Linked DNA regions of Homo sapiens: region 1 is linked to region 2. The links are chromatin contacts, found by Hi-C or POLR2A ChIA-PET in ENCODE. All regions are on one chromosome and are shown on one strand. The core of a region is the stretch at or near the end of the contact, and the rest is flanking DNA. Distances in the headings are between cores, read along the strand shown.

Region 1 (6,571 bases), core at 977-3,476, 310 kb before region 2:
TCTTATCACTTCCACAGAAGAAAATTGGCTCTAAGATTATCCGGAGTACTTCCCAAATCTATTATTTATGGAACAAGTGCTGACTTCAGATATCTAGTAATCTAAGGTTTTTCATCTCCAAAGACCTTTCTTTCATTTGGCCTCTACTGGGTTTTCTATTTTTTTTATTTATTTATTTATTTATTGAGACAAGGTCTCACTCTGTCACCCAGGCTGGAGTACAGTGACCTGAACATGGCTTGCTGTATCCCTAACCTCCTGTGCCCAAGCAATCCTCCTGCTTCAGCCTCCTGAGTAGCTGAAACCACAAGTGAGCGCCACCATGCCCAGCTAATTTTTTTTTCTTTACTTTTCTTTTTTTTTTTTTTTTTTTTTTTTGTAGAAACTGAGTCTCGTCATGTTGTCCGGGCTGGTCTTGAACTCCTGGGCTCAAGCAATCTTCCTGCCTTAGCCTCCTAAATGGTTAAAGGCATGTGACCATCACACCTGGCCTACCATGGTTTTCAAATGTAAAATTTTAAATGAAAAATCTTAATCTTTTGGTCATTGCTGTTTTGCTGTGGTCTGTCTCCCATGGCATGAGGGGAAATGCGTTATCTGCCTCTGTTGTAGAAAGATGCCTGAGGAAAATAATCCTCAGTTGATGTCTCAGGATTTTTCCTGCCATATACCTGGAATGTGTAAAAGCACAGGAAATATCCTAGTATAACACAAACTACACACAGTTACCTTTGGGACCTAGAATGGAATGGGGAGGAGGGAGAAACAAAGGAGACCTTTTACTCCGTACCCTTCTGTATGGTTTGAACTTGTTGTTTTTTTTTTATAGACGGAGTCTTGCTCTGTAGCCCAGGCTGGAGTGCAGTGGCACAATCTTGGCTCACTGCAAGCTCCGCCTCCTGGGTTCACGCCATTCTCCTGCCTCAGCCTCCCGAGTAGCTGGGACTACAGGCGCCCGCCACCACGCAAGGCTAATTTTTTGTGTTTTTAGTAGAGACGGGGGTTTCACTGTGTTAACCAGGATGGTCTCAATCTCCTGACCTTGTGATCCGCCCGCCTTGGCCTCCCAAAGTGCTGGGATTACAGGTGTGAGCCACTGCACCCGGCCGGTTTGAACCTTTTATAACAAGAGTGAATCCAGATATTTACTATGTAATTTTCTCATTTAGTCTAATCATTTAGACTAAATGATTAGAAGAAGCAGGACTTAAAAAGAAATGAATGAATTTCCACTAGGGGGTGGTAGAGAATCATAATCCATATCATAGTCTGAAACTGAAGGGCAAAAGGAAATAGTCAAGTTCAGAATCACATGCTGCAGCCCATTTGTAATTATAAATCTTTATTAACTAGCTCAGTGTGAGATCTAATTTCTTCATAAATGCCCAATAATATATAATATGCTCTTTTGAGCAACGCTTTTCAGATTATGTTCTCATACAGCCTTTTACAGCCCTTTACAGCTTTTCTGTAAACTGGGCTGAGATGTACCACTAAATGAAATTGAATGATAGGAGTCCATTGTGGTTGGAATAGATACACACAGTGATTGATTTAGGTAGATTAGAAGGTGGATGGATGGATAGATAGATAGATAGATAGATAGATAGATAGATAGATAGATAGATATGCGCACACACATTCCTCTCCTTGAGTCCCCCTGGGTAAGCCGAGGCATGAGTACTCTGAAGGAAAAGCAACCATGAGTGAGCTGCAGCATCCTTACTTAACCTCCAAACTTAACCTTTGTTGTAATATATATAGAAAAATGAGTTCCGAATTCCCTCCTTAATCTCCAACATGCAGGCACTATGCCTCTGCCCAGTTTCTTTACCCATGCCTTTTATTATATCCCATCCCCAACTGAACCCTATCTCGACCTGGTCAATAGGTGTGAGACCCAGATATTCTTATCCGGGAGATGCTATTTCTTTTTTTCCAGAGGCCAGAGGTGGTTTTTAGTAACCACCTGTATCATTTTGCAGGGGCTTCTTAAATGCGTGGCCAGACTCACCTCACTGTGCCTAGGTGCCAATATGGCCTCTCAGCTTTATTCCCCTTGCAATCCAAAATCTGCCAGAACTGGACAGCAGTTTGATCCTTGAATTAGACCGTGGTTCATGATGCTTGCTTCTCACCCTCCCACCAGCTGTGCTTTATTTTTCTTTGATTCTAACTATTACAGAAAAGACAAGTCAGACTCCTTCATCGCTGGGCAAAGTTCCAAGTAAACTGCATTGGGAATCCTTGGCATTTTAACAATGGCTCACTGCTCCCCTTGTGACTAATGGGCAACACAGGCCTGTTTATGAGTTCAAGTCTCTGTCCCTGGATCATGTAATTTTAATTGTTCTGTTACTTCATTTCAATCCTGGTCCCCACAGCATTTTTCTCACTGTTCATTTTCAAATTTAGTGTCCAACCTATTACTGTGTGCTTTTCTTAATCCCTAGACCAAGCACTCTCTGGCTTGCTCATTTTCCCACTTGGGCACCCTGGATCCCAGCCAGAGGTGGCCCTTACCACTTGGCTCCTCCCTCAGTGCCCTTGGACCTCTTTGGCTCGTAACTGCTTCTGCTGAAGGTCATCCTTTTGGCTCCATGATCTTCATGGCTGAGGTTGCTTCATTACTTCTGGAGGGAAATCTTGCTGCTTTCTGTAAACATTTTTTTCTCATGGCATATTTATGTGGAACTGTGCCATTTCTTTTCCTACTTATTCTGAATAAATTGAGCATTCCTGGACCAGATATTAGTGGAAGACTCCTATTGGATGGGGGTGGGATGATGGGTTGGTGAGAGAAGACATGGGCAATAGTAACCTCCCAGGTTTTACAACCGAAGGACCAATCCTTTATTACTAACACGTAAACTTTATCTTAAAATACGCTGCATCCATGTTTTTTCCAACTTGGGGAATTTAATCTATTTCAGCAAGGATTCTACCACGGTGTTAGGACCCCCTGCATTCCAGAGGGAACCTTTGTTATCTGCCACCTTGGAACCTCCAAAACAAAGTCTGCTCCCCCAATATGTGGGCCTTCTTCTGCCTTCCCCAGCATCTGGGCCTCACTGTAGCTCAGGCCAACTGCCAACAGCTCCAACCTAGGCTGGCTTCTACTCTTAGAGAGAGAATATTTTCGGGCCCTTTCCGAGATCCCGCACCACTAGTTCCCTCCACGCTTTCATCTGTTGCCACAGCAACATTTTGGCTTCTTATGCCCAGTTCTGCTCTCCGTTGCTTTAAGCACAAATGACATGCAATTTGGGATGTAACCATACTTTTTGTTTCCTAGTTTCACTAAAAATGAGGTTCTTGTGTGGTTTTCTTTTTCATTCTCTTTGCTGTACTATATAGAGAAATGAATTCTGAACTGAATTCCCTCCATATTCCTAGCAAAAACATAACTCCTTTGAATTGCAATTTTGATTTCCTTTTCAACCCAAAAATTAGTGAGATGTTTTTAAGTTTCCAAGTGGAGGCTTTCTTGTTAGTACTGTTTTGGTGAGGTTTTGTTTTGTTTTATTTTAGTTTTGTTTTGTTTTTCTATGTATGTGTTTTATACCGGTGAGAGAATATAGCCCGTGTAGTTTCTAATTTCTATTTAATTTTACTTTGTGGTTTAATGCATTATGTTTGGGAAAATATGCATTCACTATTTGTTGAGTACACAATTTTATAAATATTTGATAAGATCATTATTTGCTTTAGCAAAATATCTTACATTCACATTATTTTACAATTGGATATGACAGTTTAGTTTAAAAGTATGCTAAAAGCTCTTAAATGTGTCAATTTATCTTTCCTAACAAAGCACATTTTTTTCCCTAACTTTCAAAGACTTGTTTAGGATATGAAGGCTTATAACTTATGGGTAGTTGGTGAATTGTACATTTTAGCATAATAAAGTATCCTTCTTTGACACTGAAAAATTTCTTCATCATTTATTCTACTTTGTTCAATATTAGTATTTGTAATGGTTTGAATGTGTCCCCAAAAAGCATATGTTGGAAATGTAATATTCAATGCAACAGTGTTAGTAGGTGAGGCTTAATGATGAGAGGTGTTTAGGTCATGACGACTCCATCCTCATAAATGAATTAATGCCAATTACAAAAAGGCTAAAAGCCTGTGAATTCAACCTGTTGCACTTGGGCGCTCTCTCTTTCTCTTTCTCTCTCTCAGCTCTCTTTTTATCCCTTTTGCCTTCCACCACAGTATGAGGCAGCCAGAAGATTTTTGCAAGATGCAGGCCTCTCAACCTTGGATTTCCTAGCCTCTAGGACTGTAATAAGTCAATCTCTGTTCTTTAAAAATTATCCAGTCTTGGATATTCTATTATAGCAGCACAAAATGGAGTAAGACAGTATTTCTATCCATAATTAATTTTTGTTAGCATTTGCCTGAGTTTATCATTGTCCATTGGTTTAATCACTCGGTGTCATTTTGTTTTAGGTGCTTTTTGTTTGTTTTTGTTTTTATTTTGAGACAGGGTCTCAGTCTGCCGCTCAGGCTGGAGTGCAGGGGTGCGACTACGGCTCACTGCAACCTCAACCTTCCAGGCTCAAGCGATCCTTGCACCTCAGTTTCCTCAGTAGCTGGGACTACAGGCATGCACAACCACGCCTGGCTAATTTTTTTATTTTTGTAGAGATAGGGTCTCGCTATGTTACCCAGGCTGATCTCAAACTCCTGGGCTCAAGTGATCCTCCCTCCTTGGCCTCCCAAAGTGCTGGGATTACAGGTATAAGCCATTGCCACCAGCACTTTTTGAATAGCAAATACACACACACACACACACAGACCATCTTTACTGAGCAGAAAAATTTAGATTTAATGCAATGATATAAATGGACATTACAAATGCATATATATCTGGATTACTTCTGCCATCATATTTTTATATTTACCATGTTTTTTCATTTTTTAGTCTTCTGTCTCAATAAATTTCATCAAATTGCCTTTGTTACTTCTGTCTCTATGCAAATGATTTCTTATACATCTTTTTCCTTTTTTCTTATGATCCAGTTTTTGAAATATTTTTCTACAAATAAGTAATGCATGTGATGCATATCTACAAGAATTTTAAGCATCCATTTTTTCCCACCAGTCACATGAAGGAATGGAACGTTACCCTTAACATTAAAGTTTCCTGTATTTGTCTTCCCTTAGAATCTCCCTTCCTCTCTGCAAAATGCAACTATTATTCCAAATTTGGAGTTGATCATTATCTTGCTTTTCATCATAGTAAATATTGTCTTTGTCTGACAACAAATTAACATCATAATTAATATCAAAATGTAGTTTTCTGTTGTTTTCTTCATTCAACAATATGATTTTAAGAATTATGCAAGTTTATTATTTTATCTGTATTCCACTGATCTTGATGTTGCATAGAATTCCACATTATGATTATGCCAAAATTTGTGTATCAGTTTACCTGCAAATGGACACTGGGTTGTTTCCAGCTTTTTGCAATTACAAAGAATGCTCTCATGACTTTTCCTGCACATTGCTCTTGGTGCCTTATTCAATAATTTCCCTAAGGTGCATATATATTTAAGGGTAGAGCTGCTATGCTTTAGGATATTCTCAGCTTCAACTCTACAAAATGCCAATTTTTTTCCAAGTAGATTATTTCAGTTTGAAGTCCACCATCAGAGTATGAGTTCCCCTCACCCTACATCCTCATTGATTTTTGATAATGTTAGACTTTTCAATGTTTGTCTATTTAGTGATTTTAAAATGTTATTTCAAGGACTGTTCTAATTCACAATTCTCTGATAACTATTGTGAGCTTAACTTTTGTACGTTTATTGGTCTTTTATATATCCCTTTTTGTGAACTGCCCTTTCACATCTTTTGATCATTTTCCTATGGGGCTATTCTTAGATGTTCTGGATATTGATCCTATGTAAATTATGTGTGATATAAATAAGTTTAGATTGTGGCTTTTTTTCCTTTAGAGTGTGTTTTGATTAAAGTTTCTAATTTTAATGTGGTCAAATTTATTCATCTTCTCTTAACATTTTTGTTTTTAAAATGTGTATGTGTGTCTTTTTAATAAATATTTTTCTACCTTGAAGTCATACAAATATTTCTTTCACATTTTCATTTAAAAGTTTTACAGTTTTGCCTTCAATACGTCGGTACTTAGTTCATCTGGAATTTATTATGATGTATATATATCCACTAATCCAGTGTCATAAATTCAAACTTATTGAATTATACATCCTTTACCCACTGGTCTTTAATGACCATTCTTCACATACAAGGGGTCCTGACACTCTTTCCATTCTATTCTATTGGCCCAGTTGTCTACTCCCTCTCTCACCAATAATAGCACATGGTCTTAAATCCAGTGGTGTATATAATATCTTCTCATGTAGTCAGGAAATTCCCCAACTTCCTCTTTATTTTCAATGGTATTTTGGCTCTTCTTGAACTTGTGTTCCTTCGTTTCATTTTAATATCATTGTGTCCAATTCTATAAAACATTTTGTTGAAATTTTTCTAGAAATAGCATGAAACTATAGATCACATTGGGGAAAACTGGCATTTTAATGATATT
Region 2 (7,339 bases), core at 1,149-3,648:
GCCCAGACTCTCCCTCTCTGTTCATCCTCTGAGCCACATACCTGAGCTTCTGTCCCCGCAGATTGCACATAGCCGTTTGCCAGCCCCAGGGCCACCTGGAGGGGGTGGACAGTGCAGGCCCCGGACCCCTAAGACTGGTGGCTTCACATCTTCAGGGGGGCCAGACCCACCCCCAGGGAGTGACACTGTTGAGTTAATCTGGGATGGGGGAAATAGGGAAGTCACAGGAAGACTTATTGGGAAGCAGAATGTCACAGAAGTGATGGAAATCATTCCCTACCACTAAGCAAGGCCCTGCAATGCACATTCCAGAGGCTGTCATTTACACTGCAGTCTATGTGAAAGGCCATCCCTGGAGCACAACCCCAAAGTGAATAAACAGGCCCCCCCTGAAATTGTGCAACACAGTGACCCTGAAGGGCAGGTGTCTTGGGAAAGCAGATGGGATCAAAAGGGCAGAAAATCAGATAGATGAAAAGGACATCAAGAATATCAGAATTAGCCGGGCGTGGTGGTAGGCACCTGTAATCCCAGCTACTCAGGAGGCTGAGGCAGGAGAATTGCTTGAACCCAGGAGGCAGAGGTTGCAGTGAGCTGAGATTGTGCCACTGCACTCCAGCCTGGGCAACAGAGCAAGACTCCATCTCAAAAAAAAAAAAAAAAAAAAACACACACACACACACAAAAACAAAGAATATTAGAGTTCTTTTAGGGGAGGAAGCATGCACTGAAAGATCAGTCACCTCAGGAAAGGCAAGGGGTCTCATAAAGACCACAGGCCTGACAAGGTTAGAGGATTGGAAGGTCAATGGGCCATGGGGAAGTTCACACAAGGATCTGGGGTTACAAGGAAAACAAGAAAATGAAAGTGGCCAGGCAGTAAGTTGGTCACAACCTCTCACCTGGGGGCTGCTGACAGGCCCGGAGAATCCTGGGGGAGCTGGAGGGGGCAGACCAGGGGACCCCATGGAAGAACTGATGACTGGAAAGGGAGAGCCCAGTGGGGGTGGTGGCATCGGGGGTGGGGGTGGGGCCCCAGAGCCTCCAAGGGATGGAGCTGTTGAAGGGGGTAGGGGTGGCCCAGGAGGAGAAGGGGGAGGGACTCCCTGGGGAAGGGGATTTGGGGAGGAGCTGTCTGGGCTTCGGGAGTCTGAGGGAGGGGTATGTACAGGCACACAGACACACAAGAGACAGAAGAGACAAAAAAAGAAAATGAGTCTTCAAACATCCAACTAGAGACTTTAATTCTCTAATACCCCACCGTGCCGGACCCAGCCCACTCCACCCATCCCCAAGTTCAGAGACACCCTGCTGTCAAACAACAGTGTAACTCCGGCTGGTCCGATGGTAGTGGGTTATCAGAACTTATTAACATTTGTGTCACTAAAATTGGTATACAACCTCCCACTGCTATATTTGACTGGCTAAAAAAACCCAAAAACAGCGTAACTCCTCATTGTGGTGAGAGGAGGGAGTTGACAAGGAGAGGAGGATAGTTCAGGTGAGGAAAATTTTCCAACCAATCCATTTGAATGAATACCAGGTCATCCCAAAGCCACACCTGTCTCGTGGGTGGGGCAGCACGTGGGGTAGACCATCGAGCCCCTCTATTCCCAGCGTAAAGCCAGGTAGCCAGAGCGTGCAAGGGAAAGAGACAGGCAGGAGAGACCCCTCCTAAGACGCAGGATCTGCCTGTAAACGCCCAAAGTCCTGAGGTTTAAGAGGAATCGTGCCCTTCCCAGGCCCGCGACCTCCGGTGCCCAAGGCCTCAAGCGGTCACAGCTAGGAGGGCGGAAGCTCCCCTTCCCCGCCCCGCCCCGGGGGGGAGGGTGCTAAGGCCCTCGGGAGGGAGGGGACGCGTGTTTACAAACAAGGGGGCGGGAGCGCAAGGAAAAGAGCACCGGGGGAGGGTGTGGGGGAGGGGTCGCAGATAAAGCGGTCACTGGCTCGCCTGCCCTTCTGCTGGGGCACTCACCCCGCCCGCTGTCGCCCATCCCGTCCCGTCCAGCCTCCCCTGGCTCCGGCTCCGGGGTTTGTTGTTCTCCGCCTGCCACCGCCGCCGCCGCCGCCGCTGCGGGATCCAGCCAGGGCCGTCGCCGCCGCCACCGGGACGCGACCCCACAATGCATTTCTTTTCGCACCCCCACCGGCCCACACTGCCCTGCGGCATGCCGCTGAGGGAGGAAGGGCGGGCGAGCGGCCCAAGACATGATCCCTGGCTGAGAGTAGGGATACCGAAGAGGTCCCAGGGATTCCCAAGGATTGATCGGAGGATTAGCTGAGCACGAGGAAGCCCCTGAGAGAAAGACTCTGGCCTGGATTGGGTCGAATTAAGCCCGTCGCTCTGCTCAGTACCAAAATGACAGCGCCAATGTGGCAGCCATCTTTGTACAGACGGGAAGTCTCGGCGCGAGTTCCCGCCCCCTCGTCTAGTTGGAAACCGAGGAGGCGGTCTCCTCCGGCCTGTTAGCCCGCCTCGCCCACCCTCCCCTCAAATCACCTCCACACTCGCGCATGCGTGTCAGTGCAGGATGGATTCGTCGCTACCGGAGTGCCGCCATATTGGTAAAGGCATTAGGGCGAAGGTGGAACGGAACTTCCTGTTCTCGCGGGATCTAAAGGCGGGACTGCCACGTCCAAGCAAACCGGGAAAGGAGAGGATCCCGGAGCCGGTGAGAATTCTCTGTTTTTTCTCTACCATCCTTTCCAGGCCTTTTCCTCACCTAATGAGTCGTAGAGACGAGGGCCCAGAGAGTCTGTAAAGTGGCTGGTGAAAGATTAGTGTCCCAGGGCCCTACATCCGGGAGGTGGTTCGGGATAAAGAGAACTAGTCTTGGGAACAATGTAGGTGGGAACTTAAGGGAATGGGAGAGCGGCCCATAGAGGTGGACGGAGGGCGCGATTGGAGTAAAGCGGACCCTGTGTAGGTATAGAGTTGAGTCAAGTGGAGTCACTGCCTCTGTCCCTCTGGTCAGCGTGATGGCCAGAGGCCTGGGGGCCCCCCACTGGGTGGCCGTGGGACTGCTGACCTGGGCGACCTTGGGGCTTCTGGTGGCTGGACTCGGGGGTCATGACGACCTGCACGACGATCTGCAAGAGGACTTCCATGGCCACAGCCACAGGCACTCACATGAAGATTTCCACCATGGCCACAGCCATGCCCATGGCCATGGCCACACTCACGAGAGCATCTGGCATGGACATACCCACGATCACGACCATGGACATTCACATGAGGATTTACACCATGGCCATAGCCATGGCTACTCCCATGAGAGCCTCTACCACAGAGGACATGGACATGACCATGAGCATAGCCATGGAGGCTATGGGGAGTCTGGGGCTCCAGGCATCAAGCAGGACCTGGATGCTGTCACTCTCTGGGCTTATGTGAGTCTCCAGGGGATGGGAGAGAGAAGGGCTGGTTCTGGATTGTTGGGAAACTCCACAGTACTTGACCTTGACTCTCCCTCACCAGGCACTGGGGGCCACAGTGCTGATCTCAGCAGCTCCATTTTTTGTCCTCTTCCTTATCCCCGTGGAGTCGAACTCTCCCCGGCATCGCTCTCTACTTCAGATCTTGCTCAGTTTTGCTTCCGGTGGGCTCCTGGGAGATGCTTTCCTGCACCTCATTCCTCATGCTCTTGGTAAGTAACCTCTGACTTCTACCTCAAATCTAACCTATTTCGTTCTTTGGAGGAAAAGGGTTCTTTCTCCTTTATGATCCCTGACCTTTCGATATTCCCCCAAATACACACTCATTGTGTCAGATATTCCCTCATCTGGTTTTCCCCCCTTCTTCCAGAACCTCATTCTCACCACACTCTGGAGCAACCCGGACATGGACACTCCCACAGTGGTGAGGAAGAGACAGATGGGGATGGGAGTTGGGGTGCTGGGGAAGGTCCGTCTCTCCCTATTCCTCACCTCCCGCACTTGAGGAGGAGGAGTCTGGAATGCACATCTCCCTTAATGTCTCAATGCCTCCATTCCCAGGCCAGGGCCCCATTCTGTCTGTGGGACTGTGGGTTCTCAGTGGAATTGTTGCCTTTCTTGTCGTGGAGAAATTTGTGAGACATGTGAAAGGAGGACATGGTCACAGTCATGGACATGGACACGCTCACAGTCATACACGTGGAAGTCATGGACATGGAAGACAAGGTGAGCCCAGGAACAACTTTCCTGAAAGCTGACTTGCCTGCCTCAGAATCTCCTCATCTTATGGCCCTCAGGAGGGAGAGGACATGTTGGAAGATCTGTTCTCCACTCTGACCAACTCTTTTCTTCCCTCAGAGCGTTCTACCAAGGAGAAGCAGAGCTCAGAGGAAGAAGAAAAGGAAACAAGAGGGGTTCAGAAGAGGCGAGGAGGGAGCACAGTACCCAAAGATGGGCCAGTGAGACCTCAGAACGCTGAAGAAGAAAAAAGAGGCTTAGGTAAGGGCCAGAGTTGGTGATAAATTTGGGCAAGGGACATCATCACAAATCACATGGAATATGTGCTGTGGGTAATGGCAGGTATCTGAGAAACACTAAAGGACTGGGTGTAAAGTGGTCTCTGAGGGGAGGTGTGAGAATAGCTGACCAAGACTGGAACAAGTGGTGATGGAAGCCTCTGATCATTTTCTCTTCTTGTCCTGTACAAGACCTGCGTGTGTCGGGGTACCTGAATCTGGCTGCTGACTTGGCACACAACTTCACTGATGGTCTGGCCATTGGGGCTTCCTTTCGAGGGGGCCGGGGACTAGGGATCCTGACCACAATGACTGTCCTGCTACATGAAGTGCCCCACGAGGTCGGAGACTTTGCCATCTTGGTCCAGTCTGGCTGCAGCAAAAAGCAGGTTGGTGATGTCTGCCAAACACAGCTGCCTCAAACCCTTTATCTCTCCTCACTCACCCTAAACCCAAACAGCCTCTTATTAGTTCCAAACAATTCATACTGTCATTGACAAGTCCTCTAGAAATGAGGGGGAAGAAGTTCTGGTTACTTTGTCCTTTAGCTCAGTATTTCTTAAACTGGTCTATAAACCATCTGAATGGTTTAGTGGAGTCTTACACACACACGCCTACTCAATCAGAAAGTCTGTGGAAAGGACCTCTGATCTCTTAAGATTTTTCAGAAATTGTCTATTCTAGACTGCTCCCTCTTCTCTTTTTATTTTGATGTTTAGTTTCCAAATCCATGTCCCCTATACCTATACCCCACCAGCCACTTCTAAACCACTGATAATCTTTAGCTATTGGTGAGTGCCTTTTTCTCTTTTCTGCCCATCAGGCGATGCGTCTGCAACTACTGACAGCAGTAGGGGCACTGGCAGGCACAGCCTGTGCCCTTCTCACTGAAGGAGGAGCAGTGGGCAGTGAAATTGCAGGTGGTGCAGGTCCTGGCTGGGTCCTGCCATTTACTGCAGGTGGCTTTATCTACGTAGCAACAGTGTCTGTGTTGCCCGAGCTGCTGAGGGAGGCATCACCATTGCAATCACTTCTGGAGGTGCTGGGGCTGCTGGGGGGAGTTATCATGATGGTGCTGATTGCCCACCTTGAGTGAGGGGTGGATAAACTACCCCTGCCCCAAACCTCTACCCCTAACTCCAGGTCAGGGGTGCGTAGAGGTTGGGGGCCCTGGCCAGGGACATCTGCCAAAGGAAGGAACTGTAGCCTGGGAGAATGGTTACTTTGGCATTAGGGCCTTCAAGGGCTGGCAGTCTTACAGAGGCTGGAGCGGTGAGAATGAGAGGCCAGAGGGACCATAGTGTTGGGCACTGTCTGACCATGTTGCATTTGGAAGGCTAAATGGGGCCATGAAGAAGGCTGGAAGGGACAGGGGGTGATGGCAGCCTACCTGGTGTCCCCTACCCCACCTGTTCTCGGAGAACCAAGTTGCTACACAGGAAGTTCTCCAAGGTCCAGTTTCCTTTCTCCCACCAGTTGGTGGAGGCTTCAGGGAAGACCAGAGTCCTGGACAGAGAGGGTAACAGGAGGAGTCGGGGATAAACATCAAACATCAATCGTGTGTCCTGATTTGGGAGTGATTGGGGGGATGGGGTGGGAGAGGGTTAGTTGGTATTCTCATGGCCTGATTTTTTTTGTTTCTATTCCTTTTATATCACTGTGTTTGAATCGAGGGGGAGGGGTGGTAACCGGAAATAAAGACCTCCGATCTTCCGCCCCACATGCAGTCTTTGTCTTTTTGGGGGGAATGGGGCCCCTTGTCTTCTCCACACCCGGGGCCCCTAAGCAGCAGTGTCGGGCCACGCCCCCTCGGTGGGAGGTCGGCCTGCGCTGGTGGCCGCAGATGGCCTAAGGCTGGCGGGCCTTTGATTGGCCCCGGCTTTGCCCTTGCCACGCCCCTCTGCGCTGGGATTGGCTTAGTGCTGGGATTCCCACCCACCCACAGCCCGCCATGGCGTCTCAGCTCCAGAACCGACTCCGCTCCGCACTGGCCTTGGTCACAGGTTGAGGGGGTTCTTTCCCCGGGCGGTTTGGGGTATTGGAGTGAGGTCAGGGGCGTGCCCTTGGAGTGCGCGGCCGCTGTGACCTCTGGCCCCTTACCCACATTTTACTTTCTGCCCTGTGACCTCTGATCCCTGCCCTCTCCTCCCCGTGCCCGGTCCGGCGTGTTCTGTCCTACCTCAGGTGCGGGGAGCGGCATCGGCCGAGCGGTCAGTGTACGCCTGGCCGGAGAGGGGGCCACCGTAGCTGCCTGCGACCTGGACCGGGCAGCGGCACAGGAGACGGTGCGGCTGCTGGGCGGGCCAGGGAGCAAGGAGGGGCCGCCCCGAGGGAACCATGCTGCCTTCCAGGCTGACGTGTCTGAGGCCAGGGCCGCCAGGTGCCTGCTGGAACAAGTGCAGGTGAACGCTAGGCCACTTTCCCCCTCTAAAGCTCTGATATTGCCTCCACTGCCCCGGCTTTTTGTGGGGGGTTTTTGATGCGTAACCTCCCCCTCCCATAGGCCTGCTTTTCTCGCCCACCATCTGTCGTTGTGTCCTGTGCGGGCATCACCCAGGATGAGTTTCTGCTGCACATGTCTGAGGATGACTGGGACAAAGTCATAGCTGTCAACCTCAAGGTGGCGATCTCTGAACCTGCGACGTTTGGCCCCCTTAGCCTGGGGAGGGAGTTGGAGGAGGGCTGTCACCCCAGCTGATCTTTTCTCCCTTGTTACCCTTTCCCGCCAGGGCACCTTCCTAGTCACTCAGGCTGCAGCACAAGCCCTGGTGTCCAATGGTTGTCGTGGTTCCATCATCAACATCAGTAGCATCGTAGGAAAGGTCAGGTTGAGTTGGACGAGGTCAGCCAGCCAAGTGGTATAGAGAGGAGAACCCCTCCTTGAGACT

What was found. A loop is a pair of places that touch in the nucleus more often than their neighbours do. ChIA-PET counts read pairs that join two places held with the same protein, here RNA polymerase II (POLR2A). Pooled maps may share reads with other maps.
Region 1: a pooled map shows a loop between it and region 2 (2.1-fold over the local background). The contact joins the enhancer-like site here to the promoter of RXRB in region 2. A Hi-C loop is called at or near these places in 2 of 168 maps with a recorded cell type or tissue (CD4-positive, alpha-beta memory T cell and tibial artery), 1 of 37 single-sample maps with no recorded cell type and 14 of 50 pooled maps. POLR2A ChIA-PET finds 5 or more read pairs at or near these places in 5 of 52 experiments (Caco-2, HEK293, HEK293T and 2 more).

The regions. Positions count from the first base shown.
Region 1 is chr6:32,884,630-32,891,200 of GRCh38, forward strand. No RefSeq gene overlaps it. Among named protein-coding and RNA genes, the nearest start is that of PSMB9, 34 kb to the left of the region's middle. Within about 2 kb of position 2,227, at least 5 of the 41 ENCODE cell types and tissues checked have a DNase peak (open chromatin) inside an H3K27ac peak, as active enhancers do.
Region 2 is chr6:33,198,267-33,205,605 of GRCh38, forward strand. RXRB (retinoid X receptor beta) reads right to left here and starts at 2,399. Exons shown (of 10, transcript NM_021976.5): 1 at 1,976-2,399; 2 at 903-1,150; 3 at 42-198. The coding sequence starts at 2,210. It overlaps SLC39A7 (solute carrier family 39 member 7), which reads left to right and starts at 2,601. Exons shown (of 7, transcript NM_006979.3): 1 at 2,601-3,390; 2 at 3,479-3,647; 3 at 3,806-3,859; 4 at 3,997-4,161; 5 at 4,294-4,434; 6 at 4,644-4,840; 7 at 5,275-6,171. The coding sequence starts at 2,980. The coding sequence ends at 5,547. HSD17B8 (hydroxysteroid 17-beta dehydrogenase 8) reads left to right here and starts at 6,389. Exons shown (of 9, transcript NM_014234.5): 1 at 6,389-6,454; 2 at 6,636-6,853; 3 at 6,955-7,071; 4 at 7,181-7,273. The coding sequence starts at 6,403. It also overlaps the pseudogene RNY4P10. RefSeq lists enhancers at 2,128-2,629, 2,630-3,131, 3,132-3,633, 6,219-7,101, 7,102-7,339.